Regions from separate parts of the Homo sapiens genome. Here all the other regions are linked to region 4. A link is a contact called in ENCODE Hi-C or POLR2A ChIA-PET data. All regions are on one chromosome and are shown on one strand. Each heading gives the region's core, a stretch centred on a gene start or an enhancer-like site at or near the end of the contact. The rest is flanking DNA. Distances are from core to core; before and after follow the strand shown.

What was found. A loop is a pair of places that touch in the nucleus more often than their neighbours do. ChIA-PET counts read pairs that join two places held with the same protein, here RNA polymerase II (POLR2A). Pooled maps may share reads with other maps.
Region 1: a pooled map shows a loop between it and region 4 (4-fold over the local background). The contact joins two enhancer-like sites. A Hi-C loop is called at or near these places in 4 of 168 maps with a recorded cell type or tissue (CD4-positive, alpha-beta T cell, CD4-positive, alpha-beta memory T cell and naive thymus-derived CD4-positive, alpha-beta T cell), 3 of 37 single-sample maps with no recorded cell type and 10 of 50 pooled maps. POLR2A ChIA-PET finds 5 or more read pairs at or near these places in 17 of 52 experiments (CD4-positive, alpha-beta T cell, CD4-positive, alpha-beta memory T cell, GM10248 and 9 more).
Region 2: a pooled map shows a loop between it and region 4 (2.9-fold over the local background). The contact joins two enhancer-like sites. A Hi-C loop is called at or near these places in 4 of 50 pooled maps. POLR2A ChIA-PET finds 5 or more read pairs at or near these places in 6 of 52 experiments (BJ, OCI-LY7, activated T-cell and 3 more).
Region 3: a pooled map shows a loop between it and region 4 (2.5-fold over the local background). The contact joins two enhancer-like sites. A Hi-C loop is called at or near these places in 1 of 168 maps with a recorded cell type or tissue (PC-9) and 2 of 50 pooled maps. POLR2A ChIA-PET finds 5 or more read pairs at or near these places in 2 of 52 experiments (AG04450 and HEK293).
Region 5: a pooled map shows a loop between it and region 4 (6-fold over the local background). The contact joins two enhancer-like sites. A Hi-C loop is called at or near these places in 2 of 168 maps with a recorded cell type or tissue (PC-9 and chondrocyte) and 3 of 50 pooled maps. POLR2A ChIA-PET finds 5 or more read pairs at or near these places in 2 of 52 experiments (PC-9 and activated T-cell).

The regions. Positions count from the first base shown.
Region 1 is chr12:12,473,666-12,476,462 of GRCh38, reverse strand. DUSP16 (dual specificity phosphatase 16) reads left to right here. Exons shown (of 7, transcript NM_030640.3): 7 at 1-2,797. Among named protein-coding and RNA genes, the nearest start is that of DUSP16, 88 kb to the left of the region's middle. Within about 2 kb of position 1,367, at least 7 of the 41 ENCODE cell types and tissues checked have a DNase peak (open chromatin) inside an H3K27ac peak, as active enhancers do; they include CD4-positive, alpha-beta T cell, where a contact is called at or near this core.
Region 2 is chr12:12,326,611-12,329,310 of GRCh38, reverse strand. MANSC1 (MANSC domain containing 1) reads left to right here. Exons shown (of 4, transcript NM_018050.4): 4 at 1-2,700. Among named protein-coding and RNA genes, the nearest start is that of MANSC1, 22 kb to the left of the region's middle. Within about 2 kb of position 1,355, at least 2 of the 41 ENCODE cell types and tissues checked have a DNase peak (open chromatin) inside an H3K27ac peak, as active enhancers do; they include endothelial cell of umbilical vein, where a contact is called at or near this core.
Region 3 is chr12:13,172,320-13,175,019 of GRCh38, reverse strand. No RefSeq gene overlaps it. Among named protein-coding and RNA genes, the nearest start is that of EMP1, 23 kb to the left of the region's middle. RefSeq lists enhancers at 1,258-1,307, 2,513-2,562. Within about 2 kb of position 1,324, at least 21 of the 41 ENCODE cell types and tissues checked have a DNase peak (open chromatin) inside an H3K27ac peak, as active enhancers do.
Region 4 is chr12:12,735,579-12,738,278 of GRCh38, reverse strand. It overlaps a transcript of APOLD1 not described here. Among named protein-coding and RNA genes, the nearest start is that of CDKN1B, 20 kb to the right of the region's middle. Within about 2 kb of position 1,363, at least 13 of the 41 ENCODE cell types and tissues checked have a DNase peak (open chromatin) inside an H3K27ac peak, as active enhancers do; they include CD4-positive, alpha-beta T cell and endothelial cell of umbilical vein, where a contact is called at or near this core.
Region 5 is chr12:13,210,786-13,213,485 of GRCh38, reverse strand. EMP1 (epithelial membrane protein 1) reads right to left here. Exons shown (of 5, transcript NM_001423.3): 2 at 1,898-2,017; 3 at 1-7. The coding sequence starts at 1,975. Among named protein-coding and RNA genes, the nearest start is that of EMP1, 15 kb to the right of the region's middle. Within about 2 kb of position 1,250, at least 5 of the 41 ENCODE cell types and tissues checked have a DNase peak (open chromatin) inside an H3K27ac peak, as active enhancers do.

The DNA.
Region 1 (2,797 bases), core at 118-2,617, 260 kb after region 4:
TGTCCGGACCCTTCCATAGTACACCTTAGCGCTGAGACTGAGCCAGCTTGGGGGTCAGGTAGGTAGACCCTGTTAGGGACAGAGCCTAGTGGTAAATCCAAGAGAAATGATCCTATCCAAAGCTGATTCACAAACCCACGCTCACCTGACAGCCGAGGGACACGAGCATCACTCTGCTGGACGGACCATTAGGGGCCTTGCCAAGGTCTACCTTAGAGCAAACCCAGTACCTCAGACAGGAAAGTCGGGGCTTTGACCACTACCATATCTGGTAGCCCATTTTCTAGGCATTGTGAATAGGTAGGTAGCTAGTCACACTTTTCAGACCAATTCAAACTGTCTATGCACAAAATTCCCGTGGGCCTAGATGGAGATAATTTTTTTTTCTTCTCAGCTTTATGAAGAGAAGGGAAACTGTCTAGGATTCAGCTGAACCACCAGGAACCTGGCAACATCACGATTTAAGCTAAGGTTGGGAGGCTAACGAGTCTACCTCCCTCTTTGTAAATCAAAGAATTGTTTAAAATGGGATTGTCAATCCTTTAAATAAAGATGAACTTGGTTTCAAGCCAAATGTGAATTTATTTGGGTTGGTAGCAGAGCAGCAGCACCTTCAAATTCTCAGCCAAAGCAGATGTTTTTGCCCTTTCTGCTTCACTGCATGGATACAGTTGGTAAAATGTAATAATATGGCAGAATTTTATAGGAAACTTCCTAGGGAGGTAAATTATGGGAAGATTAAGAAAGGTACAAATTGCTGAGGAGAAGCAGGAAACCTGTTTCCTTAGTGGCTTTTATCCCCTCGGCATGCGATGGGGCTGATGTTTCTATGATTGCCTCAGACTTTCACATTTACTAGTAGGGCTGAGAGAGGCTTTAGTGAGGAAGGAATATTCAGAATAAAACGGTTGAGAAAGCTGAGAAGACCATTGAGTTTTGATCAGTTGTGAATAGAGTGCAAAGCCATGGCCAAGCTGTTTTTGGAAACGCTGGCCGGCGTGTCTTCAGTGGAAAAAGCAAATCAAAATGGAGCGAGAGCAAAGGGGCGTCCTCAGTCCTCAACCTACAATCACTGTATGGAATCGGTCCTGGCAGCTGAACATAGGAGGTCACTGGAACAAGTGATAGTGCAGATTGGCTTTCAAACATCCTCCTGGCTTGAGTTTTATCAGCTACAATGTGGGTCCTCTTTTGAAGCCTTAATTCACAACAGCAGCTTTTTGGGGGTGGGGCTGGGCGGGTGTTGTCATTGTTCTTTCCCTTCCTGTAAGTGTCGCTAGTTGCTGCCTCGTATCTCAGGTTTTTCTCTGTTTTTGAGAAATGGACAGTTTTTTGACCAGGATGTGACTTCATGTTTCCTATGGTGACTTCTAAAACCAGCACAGAATGATATGACTCAACACAGACCGACTTGGTTATGGGGATGATGAGCCGCACAGACCTCACTAGTTGTGCACAAATAATGTGCTATGATGGGGTGTAAAGTGAAGGCAGAAGAGGGTCAGCCGCATTGTTATGATACTGGGAAAGTGCTGGTCAACGATTTGAGTTAGTTTTTAGATATACATTGAAATCTTTAATCAGACATTCTCAAGTTTCACACAGTAGTTTTTGATGTTATGTACACACACACCAAATGTGTAACAGTTCACCACTTCCAGAGTGTGGTCATGCCCAAAACATGTTTAAGAAAGGAAAGCAGTAGCTCCTTGCTAACGATGTTTCAGGAGGTTTGGGGGACTTGGTTTTAATGAGCTTCTGTCATTTAGGGCTTCTCTTGGCCATGGTCCCCCTTCCTTCTGGAACTGTGATGTAGTCACATCCTACAGCCTTTAGTGCTGGTTCACTAGTGTCAGATAATCAGTTCTTGGAATCGAGACTGCCGTGGCGAAGGGGTGGCCTCGGAGGCAGGCTCTGGAGCTGCTTGGATGTCTTTAGGTGGGGTGGTGGCTGGCTCTCTTCAGCATGTAATTGGGGAAACCCTCGCGTCTACTAGGGGTGATACAGATGGTGATTTTAAAGAGCAAAACTAGACTTCTATGTGAGAAGTGCTGGAAAATGATTTAGGACATGTGTAAAGTTAGATGGAAAGACTGTAAATGTTTAATATGAATATAGTGTTCTTTTGAAGTAAGGCCAGCTGTTGAACGGTTAAACTGTGCATTTCTCATTTTGATGTGTCATGTATGTTAATGTATGAAATGATTAAATAAAATCAAAACTGGTACCTGTTTATACATAAATACGAGAAAAGACCTATCTTTGCAGCCATAAACTCGGTGGGAACACCACCACTCAAGTTGCCAAAGGAGGCAGTGGTGAAACCTGTCCTGTTCTCACTTAAATGAGGATTTAGCTCAAAATAAAGTGGTGGTGTCATCAGGTTTATTCCGTGTTCTGTCATTCACATGGAACACCGGATGATTAGCTAACAGTTTAGTGCCAGCCTTCATTCTTTACTGTGTACGTTAAATGCACACTACAGTGAAAAAGCCTAAGACACTTGGTAAATATTTTCTAGCTGACTGATTCCAGAACACACAAGTACATGGTAGGAAAAAAAAGGCCAGCTACACACACATGGCCCATTTCGATATAACATGTAAATGATGTTACGATTCCTACAGGAAAAACAGGAAGGGCAATTGTTGAAGAGCTGTCCTTTGTCCTTGCCACATACATCTCAACAACCTCTCTGCTCATGACACTAGATTTGATGACTTATGAGACTAGAAACTTAGTCTCATCAGTTTCATAAAAATTAGGCATTGAAGGAATAAAGCTTCAGTGCAAACAG
Region 2 (2,700 bases), core at 106-2,605, 410 kb after region 4:
ATGTAGTTCCTTCCAATTAAATATTTGAATAAATCTTTTGTTACTCAGTAGTGTTCTCATAAGTAGCATGTCCAGCTGGATAACTTTCCATTTATTTCCACTAGCAAAATGATTATGTGGTGAAAATATGCGTTCCACGTTAAAATGACAACCCCCCCTTTTTCCCATCAGTGAGCAAAGAGCTTCACTTGGGAGAATCTAGCGGAATGTTAGCCCACATGGAGACAATGATAAGTCAGTTCTGATAAATGGCCATATCCACTTGGGATCTGTTCTAGTTAACTTGTGTGTGTGTGTGTGTGTGTGTGTGTGTGTGTGTGTGTGTGACAGAGTCTTGCTCTGTCACCCAGGCTAGAGTGCAGTGGCGCGATCTCGGCTCACTGCCAGCTCCGCCTCCTGGGTTCCCGCCATTCTCCTGCCTCAGCCTCCCAAGTAGCTGGGACTACAGGCGCCCGCCAACACGCCCAGCTAATTTTTTATATTTTTAGTAAAGACGGGGTTTCACTGTGTTAGTCAGGATGGTCTCGATCTCCTGACCTTGTGATCCGCCCGCCTCGGCCTCCCAAAGTGCTGGGATTACAGGCGTGAGCCACCGTGCCCGGCCTCTAGTTAACTTTTTAAAGAAGTATTATAGACATTTTCTAAACTTGTACTAAGTTAAAAATGTACCACTATTATTTTATATCCTTACTTAAATTGACCAGCAATCAGTCTAAGCTTAATTTAGAACAACATTGGAAATAATAACTAGCACAGGCCAGGCGCGGTGGCTCACGCCTGTAATCCCAGCACTTTGGGAGGCCGAGATGGGCAAATCACGAGGTCAGGAGATCGAGACCATCCTGGCTAACACGGTGAAACCCCGCCTCTACTAAAAATACAAAAAATTAGCCGGGCGTGGTGGCGGGCGCCTGTAGTTCCAGCTACTTGGGAGGCTGAGGCAGGAGAGTAGTTTGAATCCAGGAGGCGGAGGTTGCGGTGAGCCAGATTGCACCATTGCGCTCCAGCCTGGGCAACAGAGCCAGACTCCGTCTCAAAAATAATAATAATAATAACTAGCACTAACATGATGCTACAATTTTTACTGGTTACCAATTAAAATTTCTGAGAAAGGCTTTTAATAAAGTTTTCCAGACAAGTTATAGGTGAGGTAACAAAGAGTCCAGAAGTCCCCTGGGTCAGTTTGATACCTCTTTCCTCTGGACTTCAATTTGCTTATCTGCAAAACAGGAAATTTGATCCCTTCCAAGTGTCACCAGAGTTTTTAAAGATAAAAATGGAATTCAGATGCGAACTTAATACAGTGAGCACTAGAGGGCAGTAGCTGGTTAATAAGTACAGCAATTAAGACAAATGCAGGAAATGACAGAAAAGGCTTTTCTTCTCCTTCCTCCTCACCTCTTCCTTCCTCCTCACCTCCTTCCCCTCTGCTCTTCTGGTACCCCTCCCCCATTTCCCTGGTTTACACTAAGTTCATAAAGTACATTAAGAGGAAAGCTGGTCTATTGAAAATACTACTTTTCTTATATTTTCCAACTTAACAGCTTGACACAAATCTCCAAGGGGTTTACATAAGCTTTAAGTAGGCTGAATAAATAAAACCTTGAGTCAATTTAACTTAACAAGTATTTATTGAATATCCACATGTAGGCCAGAATCAGATTAGTAACCAGGTGCCTTGGAATTTTAAAATTTCTCCTCTCTTTATTAATGGATTTAGCGAGTGGAAATCAGGCTTTCTGTGATGGTTTATAAAGGTATTTTCCTGGCTCTCTTGGAGTTCTCTGTCCACCTTGCTGCAGTCTTTGTTGTGATGGGGAGACCACATGGGAGCGGTCCAGATGAGTGATGCTACGGGCCCAAACTGTTAGTGGCCGTGAGGATATAGGTTGTAGGGGACATCTGGAGTGGAAAGAGTGCTCTTCTCACACAGCTCTCTCTACTTACTGCCCCTAGGATGGTGGGTGCAACTGTGGCAAGGGCAGTCAGGGTAGGGGAATCCCTTAGAGGAATTCAGCAGTGACTAGTCTGGTTAGCCTTTCCCACAAGGCCCATTGAGTTATGAGCCCCCTCCTTTGGTTTGTAGAAAGAGAAGGTAGCAGCCTAGAACAGGTGAGAAGATGAGGTAGGTCCTTCTGCTCAAACATCCTCTCTCCGTATTTTACCAACACGATACTGACCTAGGTTAAAAAGCTACTCTTGGCCAGGCGTGGTGGCTCACGCCTGTAATCCCAGCACTTTGGGAGTCCAAGGTGGGTGGATCACCTGAGGTCAGGAGTTCTAGACCAGCCTGGCCAACATGGTGAAACCCCATCTCTACAGAAATACAAAAATTAGCCAGGCATGGTGGCAGACACCTGTAATCCCAGCTACTTGGGAGGCTGAGGTAGGATAATTGCTTGAGGCCGGGAGGGGGCGGTTGCAGTGAGCCAAGATCGCTCCATTGCACTCCAGCCTAGGCGACAGAGCAAGACTCTATCTCAAAAAAATAAAATAAAATAAAATAAAAATAAGCTACTCTTAGCCAGGCACATAGTGGCTCACATCTGTAATCTCAGCCCTTTGGGAGACTGAGGTGGGAGGATCACTTGAGCCCAGGAGGTCGAGGCTGCAGTGAGCCATGATCACGCCACTGCACTCCAGCCTGGGCGACAGAACGAGAGCCCATCTCAAAAAAAAAAACAAAACAACAACAACAAA
Region 3 (2,700 bases), core at 75-2,574, 440 kb before region 4:
CTCATGCCTGTAATTCCAGCACTTTGGGAGGCTGAGGCGGGCAGATCACTTGAGGTCAGGAGTTGGAGTTCAAGACCAGCCTGGCCAATGTGGTGAAATCCTGTCTGTACTAAAAATATAAAAAATTAGTCTGCCATGGTGGTGCACGCCTGTAGTCCCAGCTACTCGGGAGGCTGAGGCAGGATAATTGCTTGAACCCAGGAGGCAGAGGTTGCAGTAAATCAACATCACGCCACTGCACTCCAGCCTGGGCAACAGACTGAGACCCCGTCTCAGAAAAAAATAAAATTAAAATTAAAAAATAAAAACAAAAGGAAATAAACTCACAGTTAGTCATTGATTGATGATGATGATGATGATGATACTATACTTCCTGATACTTGATTCTCAGTATAATGACATATGTCCTCCCAGGGTGGACTGGTACTGGGTTTACCCCTGCAATGCTCTCAATACCTTCCAACTGGAAAATCTACCTTCTGACTGGTGTGGCCTTTGAGAAATGTGTTGGGCCCAAGATCACAGGGAGGATTAGGCCCCACATACAAAAACAGAAGACAGCTAATTAACTTTTTCAACTTAGTAATCATCAATTTTATTATTAGCATATTAACCAGGGATTATGCCAGTTTAGGTTTGTGTGTGTGTGTGTGTGTGTGTGTAATCAGTATGTAGACATTATTACATGTGCAAATGTAATAATGTTTTAATAATGTAAATAATTAGCAACTTAAATTAACCTGTTTTGTCAGAATGTATTGTTTAGAGGCTGGGAACTCTTAGGGGAAAATAAAAATATGGATCCTCACCAGCTGAACCAGTACAGAGTGAGTTAACTGTGTTGCTTAAAAATAGAGAAGGTATGGGGAATAAAGATCACTTTCACACTTCCAGAGTGACATGGAAATTGGGACTCAGGGACAGTCTCTAAATGGAAAAGGAGGAAGGTTTGGGAAAGTGGGGAGGTGGGTGGACCTGCACCTGGAGCAGTCCTTTGGCAGATCTTCCTGGAGAAGGTGAAGATGCTGGCAGAGGGAAATAAAGGGTTTAATTCCCTGCAGCCAGGAGTTTGACAATGGCTCAGATTTTCAGAGATGTGACAAACCAAGAGGACTTGGCCACAAGGCCTCAGTTTTCTGTGGTTTCAAATTTACTCATCTGAGAAACATGGGACCTTCTAGCCATTGTAAAGAAACAAACCCAGCGATCCCCGAGAGAATGAGTTGCTGATTCAGAAGCTGAAGAAAGAAAGGACTGTGTGACTCCTGGCTCCTTCCCCTTCCGCATTCTGGGCTCTGTTCTCAGCTCCGCTGAGTAAGTCTCGCCGCCTGTCCTGCTTGATCTGCCTGTAGTCTCAACAGTTCTCAGTGAGGCTCCTCTAAGGGGCTGAATCAGATTTATGCAGGTCTGAGAAGAGTGAGTTCCTGCAGACACAATACCTTCTGAGTTTCTGCTCAGCAGCACAGTTTGAGGTGTGGCCTCTACACATACTGCATACGTAAAATATCAGCCCACCTGGGAATGATTTCTTAGAGTTAGTCTGGCCCCACCTTGAAGAGTTTAACTTGGATTCCATTTGTCTTCCCCCTGTCCTACTTTCCCCTGTGGCTGAGAGAGGATTTTCCATTTCATGTTGCAGACATGTGAGGCATCTCAGTCCCGCTCCATTCGTCCACACATCTGGAAGAGCAATGCTCACATCTGGAGCCCATTCTCAGCTGGAAGATGTCTTTCGACATTCTTTTCTTTGAAACCCAATCCATGTAACCTCTTGTTCAAAAGGGCCTCTGAACTACTGGAATCATTTGCAGAGGCTCAGGAAAAAGTCCTTAATTTCATCCCTACATGGTGGAATTTATGACTCAAACCAAACCCAACATTCTGTTTCTGATTGCTTTTTTTCAATAATGACTCTTTGGAGCTACGTGTTTAAAAGGACAGAATTTCTAGCCTAGGACACATACCAAAGGAAGGTGAAAGCAAGCTGTTCAGTAATCACCAGGGCGAGTCCATTGAAGCTCTGTAAGTTTCAACAACCTAGGTCATTTCTTCATCAATAAAATTGGGATTCGTTGTTTAAAAATAGACACAGGAGTGTGTGAGGATAAGGGAGGTAACATATCTGGACATGCCTTGTCTCATACCTGTGTAGGGTAAGGATAGATGGAGAAAGGGGAAGGGGTTTGTGTCAGGCTGAGACAGTCTCTGCATTTGCTCACTCATCTCTCCGTAAACCCATGAAAGACCCCAACATAGGACTCCATGACGCCCCACTGAGCAGGAGAAAGGAAGAAGTCTCAAGAACACAAGACCGAATCGACAGTATTTGATCAGCATGCATGCAAATTACCCAGTCATTCTGAAAAACTACAGCTTCTGTTTCGGTGGTCTGGGATGGGACTGAGGTCTGCATTCCTAACAAGCTCCCAGAGGCTGTCCATGCTGCGAGTCCCCAGATCATGTTTGGTACTAGAGAAATGGGCCCCAACTCAAAAAATTCAACCTCTGCTAACAAGTGAATTTGTCATTTTGCCGGGTCGACTCTAATTCTCAAGCCCAGCCACTGGACAGAGAGGTGTGGAAGGAAATGAAATTCACATTTCTGAAACGCAGAAAGGCCAATTCATCTCCACCTTTACCCTCTTCTGCCGGAAGGCAGGAGTCACGCCAGCCTCTTGGGTGTGAAGGGAAAACTAACTG
Region 4 (2,700 bases), core at 114-2,613:
CATGATCATGCCACTGCACTGCAGCCTGGGCAATAGAGCAAGACTCCATGTGTCTTAAAAAAAAAAAAAAAAAAAAGGACTTGCTTGCTCTGGTGAGTATGGGGAGAGCCTCTCCTCATGTGTAGGAGTGGCAGCATATTCCAGAGTAAAAACATAATAATAAAATAGTGAACACATGCATAGCTACTACTTTATGCAGGCCTTGTTGTAAGTTCTTTACATATATTCAATGTTTTTCTCATAGAAAGACATTCTTAAGACTGTGAAGAGAGAAGAAAAGCAGGAAACAGAATTAAGGTATTTAAGGTACTTAGTCCAGGGCCTGGCACATAGTAGGCACTCATTATTGTTGTTGCCAACAAAAGGTCTCAAGAGAACATTCAGTCCCCTTCCTCCCCCTAGATAACGACCCTCCATATTCTGAAGCATTCACTGAATCTTGCTCCACTATCGTGCAGCCACATTCCCACGGTTGAACAAATCCCACGGAAGACATCAGTAGGAACTACAGCTCTACTCAGGTAGTTAACACCAACCCTGGGCCCCCCAGCTTGGATCCTCAGCTGAGGATATGCCAAAGATAAGCGCCCAGCTCCCTCCTTCTCACTTTCTATCAGTACTCTCTCTTGAGTGTAGATTTGTTTTATTTTGTTTTACTGGAGAAGGGGAGGAGGAGAGGTGGAGGCAAAAAAGGGGAAAGGAAACAGAGAAGGTAAGATGCAGGAATTATTTCAGGTCTCAGTTTGGCAGGGGCTCATATGTAAAGCTATTATGTTCGAGAAATATAAAAGACTAATACTTTTCCTAAAGATTGAAACAGAAACAGTGGTGATTGGACTGGGAATTATACCTCACTTCAATGAACTCCAAAAGAACTTGAGTTGATTGCTGAAGAAGTGAACAAATAGTGATCAATTTGCTGACAACTGTAAAAGCGTATGGGGTGGGTCACAGCCATTATAGCTTCCTGTGGAGTCAGTGGCCAACTCTAGGTTGTTACCCCACTGTAGCCAGCAGAGGTCTCTCTTTTATTAATCTTCAATTTAAAAAAAAAACCTCTGGGTTGTTTATTTCTATTATCCTTTTGAAGTCTCTTTCTAAAGCCAAATAAATAATGAATCATTTGGCCAAAACATCTTCGAATACTGAATCTAGTCACTTAGTAAAAATGAAAGACAAAAATGCTGAGCTACTTGAAGCAAAAGATTCAGTATTCACCTCTAAGCTATTCATTTGCTTAGAAGATTCACGCCAATCGCACAGCCAAAGAGCAAAACATGGGCCAGACTCTAAAACAGCAATGAGCAACTGGCTGAGTATGACAAAGAAAAGGGAGCTCCAGCTAAGACTGGTAGCGGGGTGGAGCAGGAGGCTGGCGAGGTCCACTTCTTCGGATCTCTGGTTCAGTAGCTGACACCAAGCAGGGCTCTTCCTTGAATGCACTCCTTCAAAAGCCTCAGATATACCACTTGTGACCACATCCCCTCTAACGGCCCAAGCACTACACATTACACCCTCCTTACTTAATGAAATCAAGAGTTTTGGTTTTTGAAAACTCGATTGTTTATGTTAAGCAGCATCATGGAGAACTATCAAGGCGAAAGCTTGAACTTTCTTTCCCACGTCCTATTGGGATAACCCCAACATAAGACTAAGGATTTCAATTAATATTAGATAAAGTGAGGAAACAATAAAATTTATTTGAAGCTGCTCAAGTCACTCTCTTATTTTATTTTATTTATTTATTCTTTTGAGACAGGGTCTCAGTCTGTCACCCAGGCTGGAGTGCAGTGGCGTGATCATGGCTCACTATAGCCTTGACCTCCCAGGCTCAGGTGATTCTCCCACCTCAGCCTCCCAAGTAGCTGGGACTACAGGTGCACACCACCATGCCCAGCTAGTTTTTTTGTTTTGTTTTGTTTTTTTTGAGACAGACTCTCACTCTTATTGCCCAGGCTGGAGTGCAGTGGCGTGATCTTGGCTCACCGCAACCTCCTCCTCCTGGGTTCAAGCAGTTCTCCTGCCTCAGCCTCTCGAGTAGCTGGGATTACAGGCACACACCACCACGCTCACCTAATTTTTTGTATTTTTAGTAGAGACGGGGTTTCACCAGGCTGGCCAGGCCAGTCTTGAACTCCTGAGTGATCCACCCGCCTCAGCCTCCCAAAATGCTGGGATTACAGGCATGAACCACTGCTCCCAGCCTAGTTGTTTGTATTTTTAGTAGAGATGGGGTTTTGCCATGGTACCCAGGCTGGGTTCAAGTGATCCACCTGCCTCAGCTTCTCAAAGTGCTGACATTACAGGTGTGAGCTTATTTTATTTTAGTTTAGAGACAAGATCTCACTCTGTCACCCAGGCCTGAGTGGCAGTGGTGGATTATAGCTCACTAAAACTGTGAATTCCTGGGCCCAAGCGATCCTCCTGCTTCAGCTTCCCAAGTAGGTATGACTACAGGTGCTCACCACCATGCCTGGCTTATTTATTTATTTATTTATTTATTGTAGAAATGAGGCCTCACATTGTCCAGGCAGGTCTTCGATGCCTAACCTCGAATGATCCTCTTCGGCCTCCCAAGCAATCCACTTTGGCCTCCCAAAGCACTGAGATTGCAGGCATCAGCCACTGTGCCTGCCAAGTCACCTTTAAATTATCCAGTGGCTTCCCATTGCACTTAAAGTCCAAAATTCCTAATGTGGC
Region 5 (2,700 bases), core at 1-2,500, 480 kb before region 4:
ACCAGACCTGAAACCAGAAGGAAAGAAAATGTTAATTGAAAGCTGGCCCTCTGATTTAAAAATAAAATAACAAATCAGCTTGCATCGGGATCAGATTTTAATAAAGACATTCTATTTAGCTATAACTATGGCTATGCAGCTTATCTGTGGGCGGAAATAAGGTCCGATTAAAACTGAAGTTCACAAAGTTGCCAAGAGAAGAGACACAGAAGAATGTGAAACCCAGAAAGAAATCACCTAGCCCTCTTTGGGCTCCACATTCTTCACGACTTAACAAAAATGGAAGTAACTCAACCACAGTGGTTTAAAATTCTAAGGTTCTGAGAAACAGAAGTCCAGGATGAGGAAACTGGCTTAGGTATGTGCAGTTCATATACTCTAACAAGATTGTTTCATTTAAGTCCCTGGTTAACCAGGAAAAAAGTGAAATGTCCAACTGGAAACAATTAAGAAACATAAGACCTACTGGGAAAATAACAATGAATCTAGTGGTTAATAAGCCACTTTCATCTAAACAGAAGGATCAAACTTGACTGTCACAACATGCAAAGTAATTTGATAGTAAAATACTACAGCAAGTGCTTTCCTGTAGGGGCTACTAAAAGCTGAAGGGTGACCTGAATGGATTCCCCCAGACTGATCATGGTGCCGCCATCCCTTCCTGCCTGGCCCAAGAAAAGGAATTATCCTTCTGGAAGAGAAAACAAGTGCAGTGTCCTGTCTACACACACACAAATGCACACACTGGAAAGGTGGGGCCGGGAACATGCATCACCTACGCCAATCCCTGCTCTTCATTCAATAAACAACTGTGTGCCTAGCCTTATATTAGGGGCTGGTAATTCACAGATACGCAGCGCTTTGGCGCTCATTAATACACTTTGAAGAAGCTTATCAGATTTATCTGGATAGATATAGGAGTTGACATATAGAATGGCTAAATTACAAAACAAGGAGGTCACGTGGGCGGGGGTTGTCTTATCACAGTTATTCTTAATTAGCCTTGCTTATGATCACACCCACTAATGTTTGCAAAGCTCTTCTATCTGAACTTTAAAACTCACTTATACTTTAACTGTGATAGGGACCTAAACAGATTCTGAAACCATGGTTTGCCTGCCTAGTGATTGGTGGCCTTGGTTTTTAGGTCCAAGGAGCTGGCTTTTTTCTGAGAAAAGCACAAGTAAAAGCAAATTGGGCGCTGTAAGCCACCACTAGAGGTCAGAGTAGCCCAGGGTTCAGAGAGAAAAGACACTACCTCCATTTTTTTTTTCTCGTTTTGTCTGAGTTAGTTAATTCAGTGGCACTGGGTTAATCTTGCAAAACTCCACTTTCACATGCTACTCTTTGCTCAAAATTTGAATTTGTCAGTCTGGCATCCTCTTCTTCCCATCTATCCTTCTAATCAAGCTTCTCAGAAGGAGGGGAAGTTCGGCTCCAGCCACATAGGTGTGTGTCCTCCTTATCCTCTGACCAAAGCTTGTCCTTCCTACATATGCTCCTTTGCTAGCACTCCCACCTGAATGCATCCCTATGATCCTTCCACCTTCCCTCTTTCACTAAGAGAAACCTCAGCCATCTACCACTCCTCCAGGTTCACCTCAAGCTCCACTCACCCCTGCTGCTGGGAAGGCTCTTCTAGAGACCGAAGAAGCTGCACTAGATCCTCCAGCCCTTAACCACCTACAGCTCTGGCAGGATTACTCCTGTGGACATTCACTTTTATCCTCCTGTTATTTAATTGTTTGAAGGGCAAGCGTGTGTTTATTTTGTTTTCCCACAACTGAGCTGTAAGTTCATGAAGGGCAAGGGCTGTGGCTTAAACTTCTTTTGTGCACTTGATGTAAATATTCGAATGATTTCTCAATGAATGAATGAACAAAAGAACATTACTCACATTGGCAATGGTGCTAACAAATAGCATAATAACAGTAGCGATGTGGACCACAAAGATACCAGCCAGCAATACCAACATGTTGGCTCTTTTTTTTTTGGTAACTTGTGAGCAAAGAGAGTTCTGAAAAGAAAAAGAAAGGGACAAAAACGGTTACTGTCAGATTCAATAAGACGACTCAGCTTTCCCACACGTGTGGGCTATCTGCTAACATGAGGAAGAGCTGCACTAAAAACCATCACAATCTAATCATAAATTCCTGAAAACACCCCTGTAACCTAGTTCTGATTTGCCTAAGTGCCTATTCATCCAGTTATACATACCTACATGGAAACAGAATTTGGTTTCTTCTTGGGTATTTACATATTCATTTCTCTAATACATTCTATTTCAAAAAAGGAACAAGAACATTTTATGATAACTGTTCGTATTTTATTTTGTTTGTGTTTTAGAGGTTAAAAATAGGACTTTGATTTTCAAAGAAGTAGGCCTTTATAATTTCCAGGTCTCTGAACAATGTCATATAAATGTCCATTTTCCACTAGGAAAATGTCCATGCTTTCATCAAATTGCTCACCCAGCACTTTTAATAGAAGTAAATGCCTTCTGAAGAATAGCAGCTATTACTCAATGCCCATATACTGAATAGGCTACTAATATGATCCTGGGCGAGATATAAAATGTGAGAGGCACAATTCTATTATTATAATGCTGTTTGGTTTTCAATAATTATAACAACCTAATTACAGTTTAATGGTCTGGTCACCCTGTGACTGAGCATTTCAGACTAGTATTACTACACCTGA